2 separate regions of the Homo sapiens genome follow, and region 2 is linked to region 1. The links are chromatin loops, found by intact Hi-C in ENCODE. Cell type or tissue: IMR-90. All regions are shown on one strand. Links, peaks and the distances in the headings refer to the core of each region. The heading gives the core; the rest is flanking DNA. Region 1 overlaps DARS1 (aspartyl-tRNA synthetase 1). Region 2 has its middle 310 kb from the start of CXCR4.

What was found. A loop is a pair of places that touch in the nucleus more often than their neighbours do. Peaks named below come from ENCODE experiments on the same cell type or tissue, not always from the same donor. Only the 100,000 strongest peaks of a DNase experiment are listed, where the experiment ranks them.
Region 2: it touches region 1 in a loop (9-fold over the local background); 6 of 110 quality-filtered maps call a loop at or near these places.

The regions. Positions count from the first base shown.
Region 1 is chr2:135,910,633-135,918,632 of GRCh38, reverse strand. It overlaps DARS1 (aspartyl-tRNA synthetase 1), which reads left to right. Exons shown (of 16, transcript NM_001349.4): 11 at 2,261-2,407; 12 at 4,122-4,164; 13 at 6,067-6,147; 14 at 7,140-7,251; 15 at 7,423-7,494. Among named protein-coding and RNA genes, the nearest start is that of MCM6, 38 kb to the right of the region's middle. In IMR-90, for the core only: CTCF peaks have their summits at 2,192 (motif pointing left) and 4,693 (motif pointing left); no DNase peak of the experiment used is centred there.
Region 2 is chr2:136,415,077-136,432,369 of GRCh38, reverse strand. No RefSeq gene overlaps it. Among named protein-coding and RNA genes, the nearest start is that of CXCR4, 310 kb to the right of the region's middle. In IMR-90, for the core only: a CTCF peak has its summit at 8,750 (motif pointing left); no DNase peak of the experiment used is centred there; H3K4me3 peaks cover 235 bases.

The DNA of each region.
Region 1 (8,000 bases), core at 1-8,000:
ATTAATCAAATCTCTACTTACAAATTAGACTCAAACGCCATTACTGCTGAACTTTTTCAGTAGAGTTAAGGTGGCAATTTGAAAATAAAAACCTTCTTTGTATGTTCTTCAAGTCATTTAGGAATTTTAAGTTTTGGTGTCAGGGCTTGTTTATTGGGTTATCTGACCTGTGTCATGTTCCTCTCGTGTTTATCATTAGTATTTACCTCTCATAGAAAAATACATATACAAATGTATTTGTATTCTATTGTATGTATATGTATTGTATATATATCCAAATATATATGTGTATAAAATACATATATAAATGTATTTTAAAGTATTGATAGTCATATTTTTGTACTACCATTGATAGACATGATGAATGGGAGTTGATATATAAAGCAAAGAAAAGCTATTTAAAAATCATTTGGGAGCTGGGCTCAGTGGCTCATGCCTGTAATCCCAGCACTTTGGGAGGCTGAGGTGGGCAGATCAGGAGATCAGGAGTTTGAGACCAGACTGGCCAGCATGGTGAAACCCCATCTCTACTAAAAGTACAAAAAATTAGCCAGGCATGGTGGCACACGCTTGTAGTCCCAGCTACTTGGGAGGCTGAGGCAGGAGAATTGCTTGAACCCAGCAGGCAGAGGTTGCAGAGAGCCGAGACAGCTCCACTGCACTCCAGCCTGGGCAACAGAGCAAGACTCCGTCTAAAAAAATAAAAAACAAATTTAAAAAAATCAATTATGGGGTCTTTTTAACCCTTCTTACATCAAGATTTTAATAAATCAATGGCTAAGCTTTATTATTCCCACGAAAGCCTGTAAGACCAATCAAGAAATGATAGTGTTTTAATTTCGAGAATATAAATTCTAGGCCGGGCATGGTGCACATCTGTAATCCTAACACTTTGGGAGGCCGAGACGGGCAGATTGCTTGAGCCTAGGAGTTCAAGACCAGCCTGGGCAACATGGTGAAATCCCATCTCTGCAAAAAGTAACAAAAAATTAGCCGGTCATAGTGGCACATACCTGTAGTCCCAGCTACTCAGGAGGCTTCAGGTGGGAGGATCGATTAAGCCCAGAAGGCCGAGGTTGTGGTGAGCCAAGATTGCACCACTGCGCTCCAGCCTGAGCAACAGAGTGGGACCCTGTCTCAGAAATTAAAAAAAATAAAAATAGAATGTAAATTCTAGGTAAAGAATTCTATATATAAAATACAAACATACTTTTTTCTGTATATAGAATATAAACATACTTTTTTCAAGTCTGTTAATTATGGAAAAATTTCAAACACATACAAAAGGATGTGCAATAGTCTAATGAGCCCCCATGAACTCATCAACCAGTTTCAGTCCTTGTCAACCTGTGGCCAATTGTGTTTACCCATTTCCCTCATTCACTATTATTTTGAAGCAAATCCCAGCCATCATTTAATACATAAATACTCCAGCAAAAATAGACATTTTTTTCTTTTTCTTTTTCTTTTTTTTGAGACGAGTCTTGCTCTGTCGCCCAGGCTGGAGGGCAATGGCCGATCTTGGCTCGCTGCAGCCTTCACCTCTCAGGCCCAAACAATTCTCCTGCCTCAGCCTCCCGACCACACCCAAATAATTTTTGTAGTTTTAGTAGAGATGGGGTTTCACCATGTTGGCCAGACTGGTCTTAAACTCCCGACCTCAAGTGATCCTCCTCCCAAAGTGCTGGGATTACAGGTGTGAGCCACTGCACCCGGTCAAAAATAGACCTTTTAAATCTCAATAAAATATCATCTTCCATAGCAGAAATTCAGCTCAGTGCAGTAAACATTGTCCTGTACCTTCTATATATATAGGGTAGGCATTGTACTATAGAGATTATCAAAATGGGAAAGAAACTGGCACTCCCCTGAACATACAGTGTAATACTGATGGGGGAAGATAAGACAAATACTCATTAATTTGGTCTTCCTCAGTGATAACAAGAATTGTTAAAGGATTAAAAAGTCAGATTTTTGTAATGCTTCATAAAATGGGCATTTTATATTTCTAACCATATTAACTGATATGAATTATAAAGAAAATTTTTAATCCTTTGATGTTACTGTGGTTACAAAAACGAGATTGAAAAATGGTGTTAAATATTTTAAGTATTTAAATTTCATTCTTTAATAATTTGATAATGCTTTTCCTGGTGTATATACTGATTCAAAGATTGATTTTTGTATATTGCCACAGTGACCTCTTGTGGGGGAAACATTTATCTCATACATTTTATTAACTAAATCATTCTGCAAATAGGTTTCAGACTGAAATTCAAACAGTGAATAAACAGTTCCCATGTGAGCCATTCAAATTTTTGGAGCCAACTCTAAGACTAGAATATTGTGAAGCATTGGCTATGCTTAGGGAAGCTGGAGTCGAAATGGGAGATGAAGACGATCTGAGGTTTGTCTTTGTGGCTTTTTTTTTACTTTAAGTTCCAGGATCCATGTGCAGAACGTGCAGGTTTGTTACATAGGTATACATGTGCCATGGTGGTTTGCTGCACCTATTGACCCGTCCTCCAAGTTGTCTTTGTGATTTTTAAAACCTTGGTAATTTGGTTTAAGATAAGAAAAAATGAAAATATTAATAAATGATTTTTTTCACCTGATACACTTACATTTTATTAACTTTGGTATACAGTATGATGCTCTTTTATATAATGTGTGATCTGAAATAAAAGTGTTTACTATAGTTTGCCTAAGTTTTCATAATTTTGTTTATAAACACCATTTTCCATTATTTTCCCCTCATGTTTGTAACTCTTTAAAGAGTATAGAGAGTTTTGCCTGTGATTTTATCTTCTAATATGTTACTTCTCTTTCCAGATTAGTGGTATTAGAGAAGGTAGACAGCAGTCTAAATCCATCCCCACACAGGATCGGGGTATAAACTGTTAACATCCAAAAGTTATAAAAGTCAATATTGTTTATATAGTGTCATACATACTATATTATATATAGTATTTAGTATAGTATTATCTAAATTTAGATCATACGACTTATAATTTTGAAACAAATTATGTAGTTTAATAAAGATTGAGGCTGGGCATGGTGGCTCATGCCTGTAATCCCAGTACTTTGAGAAGCCAAGGTAGGAGGATCATATGAGCCAGGATTTCGGGACCAGCCTGGACAACACAGAGAGATGCTGTCTGTACAAAAAAATTTAAAATTTAGCTGAACATGGTGGCACACACCTGTAGTCCCAACTACTCCAGAGGCTGAGGCAATTGGATCACTTGTGCCCAGGAGTATCAAGGCTGTAGTAACCCATGATCATGCCACTGTACTCCAGCCTGGGTGACAGAGTGAAAGCCTGTCTGTAAAAAATAAATAAACAAAACATGTAAAGGTAATTTCTATCTACTTATATTTTATTCAAGACTTCCTTGAATGATTCCTTTAAACCATCACAATACATGTGTATTTAGGAGGGAAAGGAAATGATTATTGTCACTTTTTAGGGTTTCTCAAAAAACAATTCACCCAAAACCCTTTATTTTTGTTTAACAAAAAAAAATATATATATATGGCTTTAAATATTGCCTACATTGCTAGATGACATTTTAAGGCAAGATGAAAATCCTATAAGCTTAGGTAGTATTTTTTTAAGTATTTTAGAAATTGTTTTTACATAAGATAGAAGCTGAAGTAGCTACCTCTTGGCCATAGAAATGTAACGTGTTTATATAAACACTTTTAAAACCTTGGATAATACTAATTTTTATTTCATAAACCATTGATAAAGAGTACCAAAAAGGGAAGATTATTTCATGGCAAGACTAGCCCATATTAGTATAGCGAACTTTTATTATGTGTAATTGTAGGAAATTACTTCATCCATGATATTTCTGAATCAATGAATTGCTATATTCTGTTTATTGCTTTAATTAAATATTTGAGCAGCATCTACTAAGCACTGAGTCACTGTACCAAGGTATACTCATAAGTGATTTTCAGTAGTACTTGCCTTTTAAGAAAAGAGCAGAATAGACAACTGCGTGTTCTGGCCAAATTTTGTAATCCCTTGAGAAACTCAAATAGAAGAAGTTCCTTATTAATGTTTTTAAGTTGCCATTTGATCTTCAAACACTGATTTCACGTTTCTTTTTCAGCACACCAAATGAAAAGCTGTTGGGTCATTTGGTAAAGGAAAAGGTAGGACTCTTTATATGCTGGATTTCTTTTTCTAATTCTGAAATGTCTCTTGGGACTAAAAACAATTGCAGAGGGGTCTGAGCTTCCTAGAATGGTATGATTCTGGAATAAATAAAAACCGAAGAAGGACAACATTAAAAAAATTTTTTTCTTAGAAAATTGAGAAATATTCAGACAGCCTGCCTTTCTCCCAGATGATCTGATTAACTCAGTATTTAATATTTTTACGAAGTTGTTCTGAGGTGTCTCTAAAAGTGATACCTATGTCGGATTAGTTGGAAATGACCTCCAAGTTATTTGAAAATTATTTAGAAATGGTCTTCCCTGTGTACCCCTGCTGTCTCATGAGACTTCAAGATGAATGAGGTTCCTCTCTCCCTCTTATGTAATAGCTACTTTCCAATCTCATTTTCTAAAACCAAGACTCCAAAGAGGATAAAAGCTAAACTTAGTATGATCTTTTTAAAATTTTTAAGATAATGATATAATGAAAAGGAAAATTAGTCCTTGAGCTCCTCCTACTGGTGGCAGTTGAAACTGTTAGACTAGAGAACTGATATTTCTGAAGTCATACAATATTCAGTTTATACCTTTAAAATGCTGTTTCAGCAGAGCCAGTTTCAGTTTGTCAGCTATTAACATCCTCATCTCAAGTTTTATCAAAAATGTTGAAAGTCAAAAACTGTTGGAATGTAATTTTTTTTTTTTTTGAGACGGAGTTTCGCTCTTGTTGCCCAGGCTGGAGTGCAATGGCACTATCTTGGCTGACTACAACCTCCACCCCCTGGGTTCAAGCGATTCTCCTGCCTCAGCCTCCCGAGTAGCTGGGATTACAGGCGCCCACCACCACACCCAACTAATTTTTTGTGTTTTTAGTAGAGATAGGGTTTCACCATGTAGGCCAGGCTGGTCTCGAACTCCTGACCTCAGGTGATTCACCTACCTTGGCCTCCCAAAGTGCTGGGATTACAGGCATGAGCCACCGCGCCGGGCCCTCAAATGTAATTTATTTATTTTTAATTAAATCTAGGTCACATAGTAAGCATTCTCTAAAAAAAGTCATAATTTCAAGTTAATGTCATTTATTTCTTTCAGTTGTAGCATTCATTTGAAGAAAACTACCAAAATCTCATGTATATATCTAGATAAAAATTTAAATTCTTGGGAAGATAATCCATGTTTTTCAATGATGGATATTGTAAAATACATCAAATTTCCCAAAATAATTCATGGACTTAATATAGTTTCTATAACAATCAAAAGGATTTGAGATAATTTTTTTCATTATAAAATGCATCAGAATGACTAGATGAACTAGAATAACAAAGAAAAAAGTAAAAATCAAAGATGTTTATCAAAGTGTAATTTAGAATGGGGGAGAAATTAGAAAGGGCTTACATGTTCAAAAAAAAAAAAAGGAAAAAAATGAATATTTAAACCGTAGGCCTGGCACTGTGGCTCATGCTTGTAATTCTGGCACTTTGGGAGGCCAAGGTAGGAGGATCATTTGAGGCCAGGAGTTCAAGACCAGCCTGGGCAAACATAGCGAGATTCCATCTCTACAAAAAATTTTAAAAATTAGCCAGGCTCCTGCTTAAGCCATGATCTCATCATGCACTCGAGCCTAAGCAACAGAGCAAGACCCCATCTCTTAAAAAAAAAAAATTTAAAAACTATGGATAATAAGTAATGCCTAAAAATTAGGTATTGCAAGAATTTATGACACCATGGCAAAATGCTGTAGGATAAAAATGTTACTGAAAAAAGCAAGATATTCATTGTATATACAATATAATTAGAGTAATTACGAAGAACCAAAATTTTTGTATAAAGTTAATTACCAAAATGTTAGCCATTTTACTTTTTAAAAATGTATTTTAATTGCATTTATTCTTTTTATAGTATGATACAGATTTTTATATTCTTGATAAATATCCATTGGCTGTAAGACCTTTCTATACCATGCCTGACCCAAGAAATCCCGTAAGTAATTTGGTTTTAAGTAACCCATTTTGAGGCAGAAGGGAAATTTTATTGTCACTGTCAGATTGTATAATAGGAATAATGGTTTTCATTAATAATTTGCAGTTTTGATAGACATACGTATTACCATTGATGTCTGTCACCACTGGTCAAAATGATATTGTAAAATTTGAATATTCTAGAAAATTAGTTTTAAAAACCTATGTTAAAATCATTTTACTTGGTCATTTTTCTGAAGATTTATGAGAGAGAAAGACTATGTAAATTATAAATAGTACTACTAGATTTGCATACTTTAGTAAATCATCCTGTCATTGACCTTAAACTGGGAATTCACATTGTATCCTGGGAGTTAATAATCTAAATAATGTCTTACGGTCTTTTACCGTTTTTCCATTGCAGTGGTTTCTAAACTTTACCATGCATCAGAATCACCTGGAGGGCTTTTTAAAACACCAGTTGCTGAGGCAGAATTTCTCATTAGTTGCTGTGGAATGGGAGCCTGATAATTTGCAGGCCCCACTCCAGACCAAGTAAAAAATTTCTGGTAATACTGAAGCTACTGGTCCAGGAATCACACTTTGGGAACCACTGGTTTATTGAAAGACAGGGGATTAAAGTAAAAATAATAATAATTTAAAGACTCACACCTGTTAATAACTTGGAGTTCCAAAAGTCACCCCAAAATAATATCATTCTTAAAAACATCTCAGATGATAAAGTGAAATAAGGATCAGCACTGCTTCTTAAAAATTAGATGTGATGCTCTGATTTGTTATTGGGGGGTGTGGGAGGAGAGCACAGAATCTGATATAAACAAAGAAAAAGTTATTCAGCCCTCAGTAGTTTAATTCTACTTTAGAGAACAAGATTGCATTGTTAATTGTAGGAAAAAATGAACTTGCTCTTCATGCAGCAGAGATTTTTTTCCGTATATATGTAATAGAAATAGGATGGTAGTCACTTGAGGACTGGTGTTTTTTCTCTTGCAGAAACAGTCCAACTCTTACGATATGTTCATGAGAGGAGAAGAAATATTGTCAGGAGCTCAAAGAATACATGATCCTCAACTGCTAACAGAGAGAGCTTTACATCATGGAATTGGTAAACAACTTAAAATAATTTAGGGGAGTGTATATTCTGAAAATAATACATTGTAAACATTTAAAAGACTTCTCAGTCTTTTTAAAAATCTCCATTGAACAGTAATTGCTTTTGTGACCTTTTAAGATAAATAAGATGATAAATTATATTTTGTTTTGTGTCTTTTTGCAGATTTGGAGAAAATTAAGGCTTACATTGATTCCTTCCGCTTTGGAGCCCCTCCTCATGCTGGTGGAGGCATTGGTAATATTCTGTTATTGCTTACAAATAAGTTCATAAGTTCTAAGTATAATACAAATTTGAATTACAAGAATTTTTAAAAGTGAATTACGACATAAGTGAAAATTTGATTTCCAAGAAACAAAATAAACAGCTAACTTGTGTGTTATAAAATATTATTGTCATAAAGTTCTAGCCATTTTTTTTCTCTTAAGAATTTAGAAGCCAAATGTCTTGTAAGTGGAGTATCCTGTTTTCTCTCTGCTGCTGTGAGTTCATTCGCATTAGCACAAATTAAAGCTCTACCTTAAAATAGCTCAAAGAGCTGCTAAGTGTTTTTATTGAGATGCAGCACTTGATTCACTTTAAGATCACTTCTACAGTATATGTAAGGGACTGCTCTGCAATTTAAAATGAGCAAATATTTAACTCATCTTTGGATGTCCATATCAAACACTCTTAAAAAATTTTTTGAATGTATAGTTTCATTGAAGTTTTTATTTGTTGTTTGTTTTGGGGTTTTTTGGAAA
Region 2 (17,293 bases), core at 5,729-13,728, 510 kb before region 1:
AGGAGAAGATGGCCTTCTACAAGCCAAGGAGAGAGGCCTCAGAAGATACCAATCCTGCTGACACCTTGATCTTGGACTTCAACCCTCCAGGACTGTAATACAATACATGTCTGTTGCTTAAGCTACAGCCTGTAGTACTTTGTTATTTCAGCCATGGCAACCTAATACATGCCACATTTCCTATTAGTAACTTTGCAATTCCAATAGAATACAAGCCCAGGAGCACAGGGATTTTTGTAGGATTGGATTACTGCGGTCTTCCCAGCATGTAAAATAATGCCTGGGACAGAATTGACACTTGTAATGGTTAATTTTAGGTGTCAACTCAACTGGATTAAGATATATCTAGATAACTGGTAAAGTATTATTTCTGGGCATGACAATGAGGGTGTTTCCTGAGAAGACTGCATATAAGTTGGTAGACTGAGTACAGAAGATCCACCCTCAACATGGTGGGCACCATCCAATTGGCTGGGGGCCTGGATAGAAGAAGAAGGCAGAGAAAAGGTGAATTTGTGCTCTCGCTCTCTCTCTCTCTCTCTCTCCCTGCCCTCCTGCCCACACCCACCCCCACCCCTGCTCAGGGCTGGGACACCCTTCTTTCTCCTGTCCTTTGACATCAGAACTTTAGGTCATCCAGCCTTTAGACTCCAGGACTTGCAACGGCAGCAATTTTCCCACCCCCCTACCCCCACTCCAGGTTCACAAACCTTTGGCCTTATACTGAGAGTTAAACTATTGGCTTCCCAGGTTCTGAGGCTTTGGAACTTGGACTGAGTCATGTCACCAGCTTCCTCAAGTCTCCAGCTTGCAGAAAGCCTATCATGGAACTTCTGAGTCTCCATAATCACATGAGCTAATTCCCCTAATAAATTCCTTCTCATATATATTATATACATGGCATATATATATATTATATACAGCATATATATATTACATATGGTATATATATATTACATATGGCATACATATATTACATATGATATATTACATATGGCATATATATATTACATATGGCATATATATTATATATGCCATATATATTATATATGGCACATATATAATATATATGGCACATATATATTATATATGGCACATATATATTATATATGGTGTATATATATATTATATATGGCGTATATATATATTATATATGGTCACTAGGGTAAGCCCTAATTCATATGTATATGCCATATGGCATATAAATTCTATTGGTTCTGTCTCTCTGGCTCTCCCTGACACAACACTCAATAAATATCTGTTGACAAAATGAGAAACTTGAAGCTTTGCTAATAAGATTGGCAACAAGGCAAAAACGTCCCCCCTCACCACTGCTTTTCAATATTATTCTGAAAGTCCTAGCTGATGCAATAAGACAATAAATGGAAATGAAAGGCATATAGAATAAGAAAGAAGAAATAAAATGTTGTTGTATGCAGATGACATAATTTTCTATGTACAAAAATCTGAAAGAATTGACAAAAAACCTCCTGAAATTAATAAGCAATTATGGCAAGGTTGCACAATACAAGGTTAATATACAAAGGTTAATCACTTTCCTATATCCCATCAATGAACAAGTGGAATTAAAAACAATACATTTATATTAGCACACGAAAATATGAAATACTTAGGTACAAATCTAGCAAAATATATACAAGATCTATATGAGGAAAACTACAAAACTCTGATGAAGACATCAAAGAAGAACTAAGTAAATGGAGTTATTCCATGTTCATGGATAGAAAGCCTCAATATCGTCAAAATATCAATTATTTTCAACTGATCTATAGATTCAAGGCAATCTCAATCAAAATCTCAGCAGACTATTTTGAAGATATTAACAATTCCACAATTCCACAATTGTGCTTGGTATTTACCCAAACGAGTTAAAACTTATGCTCATACAAAAACCTGCACATAGATGTGTATAACAGTTTTATTCATAATTGCCAAAACCTGGAAGCAACCAAGATGTCCTTCAGTGGGGGAATGGATACACAGTGGTATACCTAGACAATGAAATATTATTTGGTACTAATTCTAAAGTTTATACAAAAAGACAAAAGATCCAAAATAGTCAAAATAATACTGAAGAAGATCAAAGTTGGAGGAATGACATTACTCAGCTTCAAGAATTACAGTACTAAAAGTAAACTAAAACAAGTCAACTTGATGACCAAAGCTACAGTAATCAAAACAGTGTGGTATGGGCCTAAAAAAAAAAAAAATACAAATAGATAAATGGAACAGGATAGAGAGCTCAGAAATAGACCTACATAAATATAGTCACTGGTTTATGGCAAAATGAAAGGCAACACATGGAGAAAAGATAATATTTTCAACAAATGGTTATAGAAAAACTGACACCCGCATAAAAAAAAAAAAGAATTTAGACACAGACGTTACAACCTTCACAAAAACTAACTCGAATAGATCAAAGACCTAATATAAAATGCAAAACTGTAAAACTCTCAGAAGATGACATAGATGAAAATCGAGATGACCTGGGTTTGGCAAAGACTTTTTAGATACAACATCAAAGGAACAATCCATGAAAGAAAGGGCTGATAAGCTGGATTTCAGTAAAATTCAAATTTTCTGCTCTATGAAAGTCACCATCAAGACAGTAAGAAGAGCCACAGACTGCAAGAAAATATTTGTCAAATATGTGTCTCTTAAAGGACTAATATCCAAAATATACAAAGAACTCTTAAAACTCAACAATAAGAAAACAAAACAACCTAATTTTTTAAATGGCCCGAAGACCTAACCAGATACCTCACCAAAGAAGATATACAGATTGCAGATAAGCATACGAAAAGATGTACCCATCATTTGTTATCAGGGAAATGTAAACTAAGACAATAATAAAATACCTCAACACACCTATTAGAATGGCCTAAATCCAAAACACTGAGAACACCAAATGCTGGCAAGGATATGAAGCAACAGAAACTCTCATTCATTACTAGGTGGGAATGCAAAATAGTAGTCACTTTGGAAGACAGTTTAGCAGTTTCTTACAAAACTAAATATACCCTTAACATAAAATTCTGCAGTTGTGCTTAGTATTTACCCAAAGGAGTTGAAACTTATGCTCATACAAAAACCTGTACCTAGATGTGTATAACAGTTTTATTCATAATTGCCAAAACCTGGAAGCAACCAAGATGTCCTTCAATGGGGGAATGGATACACAGTGGTATATCTAGACAATGAAATATTATTTGGTACTAAAATGAAATGGTTTATCAAGCCTTGAAAAGAATAGAGGGAACTTTTATGCATATTAACACTCAGTGAAAGAAGCCAGTCTTAAAAGGCTGCATACTGAATCATTCCAACTATATGACGTTCTGGAAAAGATAAAACTATGGAGACAGTAGAAAAGACCAGTGGTTGTCAGGAATTAAAGGGAGAAGCAGGAATGAATAAGCAGAACACAGAGTATTTTTAGGGCAGAAAAATTTTATGTATGATTCCATAATGGTGGATACCTGTCATTATAAATTCGTCCAAACTCATAAAATGTACAACACCAGGAGTGAGTCTTAAGGTGAATTATTGACTTTGTGTGATAATGATTTGTCAATGTCAGTTCATCAGTTGTAACATATGTGCCACTCTGGTAGGGAATGTTGACAATGGGGGAGGCATGTATGGGGCAGGGGGTATATGGAAAATCTCTAACTTCTGCTCAATTTTGCTGTGAACCTAAAATAGCTCTACAAAATAGTATATTAAAAAAAATAAAAGAATTGAGACTTACATACCATCCATCTAAAATATTAGTTCTGAACTCCTTTTCCTCTCCAATTCCACTCAAGTCAAATCCTGGTTATATTGTTGAAAAAATGGTTTAGAGAATCCAAACCACCAATCACTGCAATGGGCTGTATTCATTTCTGCCCAGCAAATATACAGTCCAGTCAGATGTGTTCTCTAAATCTGCTTCATCTTGGATACAAGAGGCATGAACCGTCAGTGCGGAAATCCCTAAGATTATTTATGGAAGTGGGACCTACTGCTATTTCTGTTCCCATCTCCAGAAGGTTTAAGTCAGATACCTTCTGGAACAGTCTAAATGTGGAGGCAGGAAGAGGGGTGGAAAAGATAAAAGACCTTTGGATTAAAAGTGAGGAATTGGCCAGGCGCGGTAGCTCATGCCTGTAATCCCAGCACTTTGGGAGGCCAAGGCGGGTGGATCACCTGAGGTCAGGAGTTCAAGACCAGCCTGGCCAACATGGCGAAACCCTGTCTCTACTAAAAATACAAAAAAGTTAGCCAGGCGTGGTGGCGCACGCCTGTAGTCCCAGCCACTCGGGAGGCTGAGGCGGAAGAATCACTTGAACCCAGAAGGCCAAGGTTGCGGTGAGCTGAGATGGCACCACTGCACTCCAGCCTGGGCACAGAGTGAGACTCAGTCTCAAAAAAAAAAGTGAGGAGTTCTGGGCCATTGATGAAAAACCACTTAACATTTCCAGGCCTTGATTTCTCATTTGTAAAATTAGAATAATATTTTCCTTACATCCTTTACAAGATTATAATGAGAAAAAGAAGGAGAAAACGGAATAAAAATTGCTAATGAAAGCACAAAGTTCTAAGAATATTTAAATAACACTAACTCTAATTAAATCAGAGTACACAGTCCATATTTAGGCATAGGAAAAAAGAAAGACTAGAAGGAAATACACCCAGTCAATTATCTCTGGCAGATAATGGTCGTTATCTCTAAATGGTAACATATGGGTGATTTTCATTTCCTCATTTCTTCCTTCCATATTTTTTGAATTGTTAAATAATAAACATAGTAGGGTGTTAAGCAGAAAAAATAGTCTAAAAGAAAAACATGTGGGTCAGTGAGATCCCACTTTCTCCTTTGGTTACATTGGTTGCCTTCTGGACATTTTATTGCTCTGTTTGTAAGTGTTACACTTAGAAGCTGGGTAAAATAAATAAAAGAAGGTCAGCTTCATACCAATCAATTTCTGTTGCATGTTAGCACTCCTTTGAAAGGATTTGATAGAAAGAGGCGGCTGAAGCCTCGTGGCTGGAATAAGGCTTAGACGGCATGTTTGCATTTCAACCATTCAGGCTGCCCCCACTCCCTGCTACTACAATTTAACTCTGCCATGTTGTTTCACCTCATTTGGGAACCACATATGAAGTTGTCGTGAAAATTACTTAATAGAAAAAATGTTCATAGATTCTCAGGTAAAGAGGTACAATGTAGAAGTTCCAGAGGTAAAGAGGTATGATGTAGAAGTGTTGTGCATATGTGATTTATAAAGTGGTATTGCATACCCAGACTCAATACATCAGCAATGGATTGGCTGCTGACCATAATGGTAACAAAAACATATACTTTTATGGGAACAAAACATATACTTCTATCACTGAACTAAATACTTCTTGAGTCCCTACAACGTGCTAAACAGAATGATGACAAAGACAGACTCAATCCCCTGGCACCTAACACAGTGTCTGAATATATAGAGGCTCCCAATCAACGATTGCTGAATGACTGTACGAGCCCCTTGTGCCTGAATGACTGTCCTCACAAATGTGGGCGGGACTGTCCCTGAAGAGACTGGAACCCCCAGTCACCCTAAGGAAAAGAGGCAGGTTATCAGGGGTGAGCTAGTTGTATGTCCCTTTCACCAACACCACTACCCCCCAAATAAGGGGGAAACTTTATCCCTTCAGAATCAAATTAAAATCAAAGATAAAGTAGAGGAATAAATGTCTCAAAAGCTAAACTGAGCATCACAGGCAGAATATTAGATGATCCTAAGGAATACTGTTCATTTTGTGGAGGGGGGAGTGATAATGTTGTTTTACACTTTTTAAAAAGTTTTTATATATTGAAGCATGTAAGAATGAAATAACATGAAGCCTAGTATTGTTTCTGAAGAATCTGGGAAGGAGGGTGGGCAGTGGCAAAATTAGGGATCTAGGACACAAAAGCTGTGGGATCAGCGAGACTGGCCACATGTTGGTTATGAGGGAGGCTGAGTGATAGGAGCAGGCAGGAATGCCAGTGGTTCCTACATTTGTCTGTGCATCAAAACCAGCCAGGGAGTGTCAAAGACACTGATACCTGTGTTCCACCCACAGAGACAGTGATTTACATGGTCTGGGAAAGCGACTCTGCTTTGGAATTTTTAAAAGATCCCCAAGTGATTCTAATATGCAGGAAACACTATTCTCTATACTTCTGAGTTTCAGTAAATTGCAGAACAAAAATGTCTTTTAATGTAACGGGGACAAAAGGGTAGTTAAGTAATAAGAGGAGGGTCAAGGGGCAGCCCCTGCCTCCCGCGTTGTCTGAGGATGAAGGGCTCGCTTGTCTCCCCTCTAAGTCCTTTGGTCCCAGCCTCCTCTGTCAGCAGCTGTCTCCCCATCTCTTGGTTTCTGACTCGGGGTACAGTCCACATTCAATGGCACAACCACATCAACCCACTGTCCTCTACAAATGGCACCACCCTCAAGCCCATAGAAGGACCCCTTGATTGTAGCTATTCCCCCTGACACTTCCAGTGAGCCTGGACTCCACAATGAAGCAATCTTTCCTCCCTCCCTCTTCTACTTTACCACCCTCACCCCATTCTCACTCCTCTCTTTCTTTTGTGACAGTGAATTATCCACTTTTGCCTCCCACTAGGAAGGTGAGACCAGGGCTTCCTAGCAGCCTCATGATTGAGTTTAATCATCCTTGGATGGAAGGATGTTTTTTTACCAACTCATTTCCAGCAGGACCTGCAAATCCCTCTCACCTGGTTTTCCAAAGACTCCCACAGGCAGACCCATCTTATGGGATAATGCTTTATTTTAACCAGAATGTCTCAATAATAGGTTCCATGTTCTCAGCTGTGCTCATGGTGAGGCTGTGATTTTCCTTCATGAAAATGCTATTATTACAGAACTACAGGGTCTCCATCCTCCCAAAAACAGTCTTCTATTATTCATGGGGAAATGGTGCTTTGGAGAGGGATTTGCATGTGGTTCTCTCAAGTGAGCCAAGCATGGCTGACAAAAAATGCCCTACAAACTGTAACTTCAGCAAGCCTCCCTGACATTCACCAAACACCTAGCTGTGTGGCCAGAAGTTCACTGCAAAGGTGAAAAGACCCCTGAAGTGAAAGAGAAGACCCAGTAAATGGAATCCTGACTACACCTATGGCTCCTTTATTCTTCTAAGCCACCTGTGAGGCCATCTGGGCCCTCAAGAAGTGAAGGGAAACAACAGGTATTAAGGACCCACTGTGTGCAGCTGCTCCGCACAGAAGCAAGGACTAAAAGTCAACAAGGGAAGCAGGTAGAGTTGGGTGTGCAATAGGGTGTGGTGGGGACTGCAGTCTATACACTGTAGAAAGGCAACCACTACATAGTTTCAGACCATTGTTTGATGTGGAAATACTGATTCGGTGTAGCCATGTCTATTTTTTTCCAGGGAAGCTGAGGACCTGGAATTTCAAGAGAAATCTCTCCATTATTTAAAATCATGGTAAATAATTCTATTTATGATGGCAAATAGTGTACACTCCAAACCCCCTGGTCTCCAATCTGCTACCTTGGCTTGATCTATGTTTCTCTCCGCTCCTTCCCTGAACATCCACACCCGCTAATTCTGCCTGCCTTCGTCCTGCTGCCTCCCCTGCCAGTCCCCAGCCCGGGGCACCCCATGCAGACCCCTGTCTCTCTTGCTGAACTGAAAACACCCCTCAGCATATCTGCCTGGGAGGCATCACCATGCCTGATTGCCTTAGCATCCTCAGAACCTTCTTGTGCCTGGCACACAGGTGGTGAAGTTGTGTGTGCTAAAAGAGGGAACAGACGAACTGCATTTCCTTTACTCCTCACCCCACCCCAGGATTCTCATCCCCATCGCACAGAGGAGTGAACTCAGGTTCAGCCAGGATGAGGTACCAGTCTCAAATCCCACAGCTGGTGGGAGGCTGAGCTGGAGGTGCAGCCCGTGCCCGTCTAACCCCAAGCCTCTGCTCTTTGGGCTGCCTCCTCGTGTCTTCAGGAGCCCTAAACCACGTGCAAGCATTTTGTACCTACAGGAAACCACTGTCCTAGCTTGAGGTAGGAACAAACAGCATATTAAAAGCATATAAAAATTCCCCCTCCACTTTTCATCCTAACGTGTCACCAGGCCACTCGCTGACTCATTTACTGTTATGGACTGCATCCCCTTGCTGGGTCAAAGCCTGAAGTGGGTGAGCAAGTCCATATATTTTAAATGCCCATAAAATATCCAACAGCAAGTGCATGTTAACTGGAGTCCTCGGCCCTCCACTGAGGAGTTTTCAAACCACACAAAACATCTATTCTGCCTTTGACCTTTTAGTATTTAAAACTATCACCAAAACATTGCCCTCCAAAAACAACAACAAACAAACAACAACAACAAAAAAAACAGAACAGCTTGTTCACATTATCCCTGAACACTCGTGCACACGCTGGAGGTCCTGCGTGCCTCTGAGATGCTCTTATGGCCTCCAGGGCGTACGTGGGAGTCGGCTTAAACCCTTCTCTGAGAACAGACACACCCCTGCTCCCAGGAAACTGACCTGCCGGCTTCAGCTCTAGCCCAGGTACCAGCCCCCAAATCATAAGAAAGCAAAAGCGCGGGGTCCCTCAACACCCCGTCTGCGATCTGCCGGGACGCTTCCGGCCGCGGGCTGCGCACGCCCTTGGCTGCGCAAATCCAAGTGCCTGGCCTGCCACCTTGTGGACACCAGGAGTAAAACCGCCGGTGGGCTGGCTCCAGTGCCCTCTGCCCACCTTATCTCTGTGCGCCTGAAAGAAAGGCGGCGAGAGGCGCGAATGCAGGTGAGAAGCGGATTCGTTCGGCAAAATTAGCTCGTGAGGAGGATTTGGGGAGCATTTTTTCTCCGCATAATTCAGACTTTTTATGTCAGGGGTGATGCAAGTTTTAAATGCCCCAAATCCAAACCAGACTCACCTTTAACTTTGGGGTTAACGCTAGTGTTAACTAAGAGTTTTTTTCCTTTTTCTTTGAGAGGGAGTTTTCGCTCTTGTCGCCTAGGCTGGAGTGCAATGGCGCGATCTTGGCTCATTTCAACCTCCATTTCCTGGGTTCAAGCAATTTTCCTGCCTCAGCCTCCCGACTAGCTGGGATTACAGGCACAAGCCACCACGCCCGGCTACTTTTTGTATTTTTAATAGAGACGGGGTTTCACCATGTTGGCCAGGCTGAACTCTGACCTAAAGTGGTCGGTCTCCTGACCTCAAGTGATCCGCCCACCTCGGCCTCCCAAAGTGCTGGGATCACAGGCGTGAGCCACCGCGCCCGGCCAAGAGTTTCTTAAACTTTAAGCAGTGTCAGGATCTCCCAGGGAGGTTTTGAAAATGTCAATGCCCCACTCACTCCAATCTATTTACTCAGAATCTAGGTGCCGCATCGTTATTTTTTTAACTTAATCTACCTTTATTGTAATTTTTAAAAATAACATACTTACCATCTTAACTATTTTCAAGCATACAGTTCAGTAGCGTTAAGTATATTCACATCATCAAGAAAATACTTTTCTTCCTGCAAAACTGAAACTCTGTATTTTAAACAACTCCTCCCCTTCCACCTTCTCCAGGCCCCTAGTTACCACCATTCCACTTTCTGTTTCTATGAATTTGACTGTTCTAGGTACCTCATATAATCATACGATATTGTCTTTATGTGACTGGCTTATTTCACTTAGCATAATGTCCTCAAAGCTTATCCATGTTGTAGCATGAGACAGGATTTCCTCCCTTTTTATGGTTGAACAATAGTTATCTGTGTTACATACCACAGTTTGTTTATTCATCTGTCAATGGACACTTGGGTTATTTCTGCCTCTCAGCTTTTTTTTTTTTTCCTATGAATGTGGATGTGTAAATATCTCTTTGAGGTCCTGCTTCAATTCTTTTGAATATATACCTAGAAGCGGGATTGCTGGATTGTCTGGTAATTCTATTTGGTACCTTTAGCTTTAACAGGCCCCAGGGTGATTCTGATACACAGAACCACGGGTGTAGCCCACTCCTTCACAACTCAGGTGGGGAATCCAGGGTCCAGATGATGTATGAGGATGCATTTGTGAGGTTTTGCTCCATCACTGCCTGCCTAATGAATAAACTTTGGGTTCTATGTAGTTCCAATTACTCAACCTGCTAATAGCCTAGAGGAGACAGACAACAAATCAGCAAACAAAATAATTTCAAAGAGTGTTTAGTGCTATAACAAAAGCAAGCCAGAACACAGTAACCATATGATAACAAGGCTAACCTGATTCCCATTTACAGCTCAGCAAAATGAGGCACAGAGCAGTTAAGGGCTAGCTGAATATGACACAGCCTGCCTATGGTGGAGCCTAGAATGGAAGCCAGCCAATAGAGCCCGCTTAGGGCAGGCAACGTCTCAACTGAGACCAGAATGGCAAGGAGGAGTCAGCCAAACAACGGTTCTGGGGCAGAGCATTCCCTGGCACCACACGCGAAGAGGTTGCAGAAACCGAAAGAAGACCAAAGTGGCTGCAGCAGCAGGGAAGTCAGAGGGAAAAAGGAGAGCACATGGGAAGGCAACAGGTCATGAAAGATCTCATTAGAGCGGGTGCCGTGGCTCATGCCTGTAATCCCAGCACTTTGGGATGCCAAGGCCTCCCAAATCACAAGGTCAGGTGATGGAGACTATCCTGGCTAACATGGTGAAACCCCATCTCTACTAAAAATTCAAAAAATTAGCAGGGCATGGTGGCATGTGCCTATAATCCCAGATAGGAGGCTGAGGCAGGAGAATCGCTTGAACCTGAGAGGCAGAGGTTGCAGTAAACCAAGATCATGCCACTGCACTCCAGCCTGGGTAACAGAGCGAGACTCCCTCTCAAAAAAATAAAAAAGATATTGGCCAGAATGAGGAGACTGGGTTTTATTCTGCTGTCTCTGGGAAGCCAGTGGAGCATTTTCAGCAGGGTAGAGACTTCAGCCTTTGCTTTCCTGTCAATACCCATCCCCAGTGATGCATTTGAGACATGGCTGCAACAAGAAACTGAGGTCTGGTGGGGACCCTAAGAGTCTAAGTTTCCAAGTTTTTGCATTCCTTGACATATTTCACTAATATTTCACGACAACCTAGACTTTCTGAGGCTAGACAATCACATTCATTTCTCTACTCATGAGCCTCTTCACACTGAGGCCCGCTCTCCTCAGCAGCCAGCACTTAACTGACGACCTACAGCCACCTTAGCCACAGACTCTGTAATTCGCTTTTACCTCCCCACCCCACCCTCATACCCTGTGGCCCTGGGGACAGCCCTTGATCTTTCTGGAGCCCTGGTTTCCCAACACAGAGGAACAAGACTATTTGCCCCTACTTAGGGAGATCCATGAAGACCTGTAATTGTTGAAGACAGGTTCATGAGTGTGAATTAGAAACTGCAGCCAGTTAAAGGAAGAAAAAGAGGCAACTGAGGAAATAGATGTGTTAGTATTTTTACCATGAAATATCACTTACATCTACATCAACTGGAGAAGATTAAAAGAATTATTTCGCATGAAGCATTTGCCCTCCTCAAAGGCACTGCTATTATCAGGTCTGTAAGAAACTGCTCATCCCTGAAGCCTTCATGTAACAATCTTTGCCTTTTATCCTGACCAATTCACCTCATCACAGAAAGCGCCAAATCTGCTATACTGAATCCTGTTTAATGGTGGGAGGCACTCAGTAGTGTCACTTCCCAACCATGCTCTGATTTCCTTGTAGGGAATCACCTTGGCCCTCACTGTGTGCAGTCTTCGTGGGACAATAAAACCACGTGCCTGCCCTCCCAGAGTGGAAGCTGGAGGGGCTCCACGAGGCTCCTTCTGCTCTGTCCTTCCTCTCGCCAGCTTGATACAGGGCAGTCCTGTGACCTTGGCTCAGCCAATAGAATACTCGCTTCCCTGAGATGTTGAATCTTGACAGTGACACAAGGACAGACAAGAAATTAGGATCCATTGATTCCTGTGGAGCCCTGGAGAGAACAATGAGCAGAGCCCACTATAAGATGTTCTGGAACAATCTGGTGCCCACCTGCTCCAAGTTCCTCAGCCATCACTTCCATTATTTGACCCTGTAAACCTTCTTAAAAAGTTCATTAGTCCTTTTTTTGCTAAAGGTTGCCAAACTTTCTGTTACTTGCAACTAAGAAACTCGACTGGATACAATGAACATTCAGGGATCACAGTTAGGTATCAGTAAGCACCCACTATCTGTTAAAAATTAACATTCACCTGCTACCCAAAAATACAGTGGCAAAAAAAAAAAGGAGGCATCATTTTTCGCTCACACAGAAGAAATCCAAAAGTGCATTGTCCAGGGCTGGCGTGGTGCCCTATGGTGTTAGCGATGACCCAGGCTTCTTCTCACTTTCTGCTCCACCATCTTCCACTCAGATTCCATCCATGAGGTCTCCTCACCATCCCAGGACTGTCACTGGGACTTGTTATCCTAGCCATGTTCCAGGCAGGGAGAAGGGAGACGGGGAAAGGAATGGGTCTCCTGCCAGCCAGGTGAATCCCCTTGAAGGAATTTTGCTGGAAGTGACTTCCACTCACACCTCATTGACCACCCCAACCTCAAGGAAAGCTAACAAATATGTTTGTTTTTTTAAGCAGGGCATCTTGAAAAATTCAAAGAGATTTTAAATGTTCTCACCACAAAAAGATAAGTATGTGAGACAATACATATGTTAATTAGCTTGATTTAGCCATTCCATGATGGACACGTATTTCAAAACCCATTCTACATGATAAATATATGCAATTTTTATTTTTCAATTAAAAACAAATTAAAATCTTTAAAATTAGAAATTTTAAAATTAAAAACTAAATAAAAGTTGGAAGAATTGCCATACTCAAATATACAGGGATCTTATCCTAAAAAAACAAGAGAGCATGGATACTGGGTAGGCAACTGGCAATCTCTTTCACACACTGCTTTCTGGACAACTGCTAAGGAAAGGTATTCTGAGGACCATCACCCATCTTTCATCTTAGTTTCCCCTCAACCTTTCTTGGTCGATCCTGTCTAAAAAGATTCCCTAGTCAAAACTCTGGTTTTGAGGAAAATGACAGGAAATTTTCCATTTCCGTGGACCTCACTTGGAATCATCGTTCCACTAGGTCTTTATTGAATGACTTTGAAGACGACACTTAATTCTTCCAAACCTTAGTTGCCCAAAATGTAAAGTCTGTCTCAGTCAAGGACTGACCCAGGCAACAACCTGCAGTCCCTTCGAGGTTAAAGATGATGTAAAATTAGCATTTCTAATAGTCGGAATGTTCAACTACCTTGCAATGAGCAGCAAAGTAAAAGGGATATACAGGTCATGAAGTGGACAGAGCTTTCACAATTCTTCTCAGCCTTTGACCCCAGGAAGGGTTTGACTTGTGCCTTGAGTTCAGATAGAAATGTGTCTCCTTGGATTTCCTTGGAAGTTAAAGAGAAAAAGCTACTGTGACCCAAGGGGTAAACTCACCTAAGGGAGCTGGCGGGGAGGGAGTTAATTTCATCTTTATGGCCAAAATATTTCTAAGTCCCTCTTGGAAGACAATTCTCCATGTGTCTGACTGCCTTTGCTGGAGACTATCTTTCCCAGGATGTTTGTATAGAGAGCAGCCTTGGAAGACAGAAATTGTGCCTCCCTCCAGAGCAAAGAGCAAGGTTGTTTATTGCCCACGTCATAAAGATGGCATCTGCCTCTGGAGTTAAGCCCAGCCATGCTTATTCCCTGTTAGAAAAGATTTGGATTCCCTGAACTCAGGGTACCTCTGTAACACAACTCACTGCACACACAGGCATTACCTGGCCTTCTCCACATTGCCCTGATACAAATGTTGATATTCTGGTTACTGCTAATGTGGAATATAGTAAAGTTATTTGTCTCTGACCCAGGAGTCCACCAGCATCCATTAAACTGTGGCAGGTTAACTTGTCGGCTGGCAAGTGGGGTAAAATCCCAGACCAGTCACAGTCTTAATGTCCCTTTCTTCCTTGTCACCGCCCCCTGTCCCTGACCTACCTCCCAGATGTAAACACTGGCTTAGCACCCAATCAATCCTCGGAAATATATTTTTAACACTTGCAGTTAAATTATAGAAATCTCGAAGTAATTATCTGTGTATTTTAAAGAACTCCCCAGATGCTGAAATATTTCTTCCAGGCACTTAGTCCCTTGCTATGCCCAAATCCTTGGCATGACATGGTTAAAGAATACTTGCCATATCCATGGACCTTTCTCATGGGACACCCACATAAGGCACAAATAGGAGACTGTGTGTCAACCGAAGACTCCAGAAGAGATCTAAGAGTAATGGAAGATGTGTATTTATCTCCCACTTTCATCTTCCCACATTATCTGTCCAAACAGTCGATAGTTGATTTTTTTTTTCCAAGAACTGGAAAGTTAAAGGAATGGGACTGTAAATAATAGGCTAAGCTGATGGTGGGTGAAATGGTCCAGGCTGTTTGACTTTTCAATATTAAAAACCTTCGGTCACCCCAAATACACACAAAGAATGATCAGATAGAAAATAATCTTCTCTTGTTCATACCCAACAATCTGTTGTCATCTGCCAGGGCTACAGCAGAAATCAAACACTGAACAGTAATAAAAAATGATAGCAATCGCCTCTGCTGATTCCATTCATTTCTGACCCATCTGTGCCCCAGGTACATCGGAAATTCAGCCCTCAGAGAGCACGTGTGTGTGCGTTTCAGCTGCCAAACTCTAGCCTGGCCCTTCTCTCCCTTATTAGAGGAGTCCAAAGCCAAAGCCAACTTTTTCAGATTCTATTCTAAGAGAAATAATAAAAGACTAATTCCATAAGCACATTCCCATTGGCAAACAGCTTCCCGCTTTCCCTAAGAGAAGGGCTTTGCCCTACCATCACCAAATGTCAGAGCTGAATAGAAACTTGGAAATCTCCTTGCTCAAGCCCATGTTTTCATATGAAGAAGGTGAGGCTCAGAGTGGGCTACTGGCTCATCTAGAGCACACAGCAGCATCTGTCACCCCAGCCATCACTCTTTCTACAGCTGCCCTACTGCCCTAACTTCCCACTGCCTCACGGTCTTAGCACTTGCTGTTCCCTCTGGAATGCTCTTCCCATAACTGCATGACAGTTCCTTCACCTCTTCCAAATCTTGATTTAAATTTTATGGTGAGCCTTTCCCTGCCCTTCCCTATTTTATTTTTGAGACAGAATCTCGCTCTGTCACCCAGGCTGGAGTACAGTGGCACAATGTCAGCTCACTGCAACCTCTGCCTCCTGGGTTCAAGGGATTCTCATGCCTCAGCCTCCCAAGGTTCCCAAGGAACCATGCCCAGCTAATTTTTGTATTTTTAGTAGAGACGGGGTTTTTTCACCATGTTGGCCAGGCTGGTCTCAAACTCCTGACCTCAAGTGATCCACCCACCTCGGTCCCCAAAATGCTGAGATTACAGGCATGAGCCACTGTGCCCGGCCTGCCCTTCCTATTTTAAAATTGCCCCCTATGCACACTTGCTATCTTCTTCTCTGCTTTATTTTCTCAATAGATCAACTTCTAACATATTGTATAATTTGCTTATTTATTGTCTGTCTTTCCACATTAGAATTAAGCTCTATGTGGACAGGGATTTTTGCAAGGATGGCTAGCCATCTTCGGTGTTCAATTAATGTTTACTGGGGAAATTAATAAACTGCCTCCATAAGCCTTCATCTAGAGGTCACAAAACCAAATTCCTACAGGGAATGCACAGGAAAACTCAAGGGTGACATGAGTTCTATGGCAAACTAGAGAGCTAATGCCACCATCTAAAGAAGACAGCCACTACTTAGCCCAGCCAATCATTGCCATGTGACATGTTGCTTTAATTTCTATTAAAAATAAACCTGAAGCCAGGCACGGTGGCTCACGCCTGTAATCCCAGCACTTTGGGAGGCTGAGACGGGTGGGTCACGAGGTCAGGAGATCGAGACCATCCTGGCTAATATGGTGAAACCCCGTCTCTACTAAAAATACAAAAAATTAGCCAGGCATGGTGGTGGGCACCTGTAGTCCCAGCTACTCCGGAGGCTGAGGCAGGAGAACGTCGTGAACCCGGGAGGCGGAGCTTGCAGTGAGCCGAGATTATGCCACTGCACTCCAGCCTGGGCGACAGAGAGAGACTCCATTTCAAATAAATAAATAAACAAACAAACAAACAAACCTGAAATTGGCATTTTGGGAAGAACAGTGAAATCCATTCATTTTTATGTATGAGAAAAAGTGTTTAAATTGGATAATGAGCACTTCATGCCATTCAAACCGAGCAAAGTGTTTAAACAATACAGCTTTATGAGCTCTCTGTGACCCAAACTACCCAAAAATGGCTAAAATGGAGAAGACGGGGAGGAGACACATCAAAAGAGTTTCCCCTCTTCTCCTGTGTGACTCTGCAAAGCTGAGATTTAGGAACAGATTGCTCGGGTTTTACCTAGCCTAGAAAGCTAAGCAATTAATTGATGAGCTGATTCAGGAAGGTTCAGAACAGATTATTGCATACCAGCAGTTTCCCAAATATGATAGAAAGTCTCGCTCTCAGAGGAAGGAAACGCAAGCGGTTCCGCAGTATGTATTTGGTGAGATCCACTCTACCCTCGCACGACATTGGCAAAGTTTCAATCAAATGGTTTGGGGTTTTTTTGTTTTTGATTTTACAATTGCTGAATAATCCCCCTTCTTTTACTTATTTCAACTTATTTCCATATTCTTCAACTCAGAACTGAAATGCAATAGACTTTTCTAATATCAAATATGAATATACATGATTAAAATCTTTAATTGATAAATATAAATTGTATATATTTATCATATATGGCATGATGGTTTGAATTGATCAAATGTTAATGGTTTGCTAGGCCATTTCCCAAGAAAATAGAAGAGTCAGAAGCTTTGCCTAAAAAGACAAAGTGCATTTTTTGGTTACCAGGGAAGAATTAGCCAGATCAGCCTGGAGCTCCCCCACCATCCTCCAGGCTGTGTGGAAGCTTCTCAAGTGGATGAAGGGATCCAAGGGCTTCCCAGGCCGGCCAGAGCTGAGTCAGCAGGCCACAGCCCAGGACACCCAGGACCAGCGGGGACATTGACTGGTGCCCATTCCCCAACTTCATCCTCAATCCAGACTCCAGCACAGTAGTTCGCTAGTCCAGCAGGCTTCATCCGGGACAAGTGCATCCCAGGGGAACTAGACACCTCACCAAGGATCTGCAGCCATGG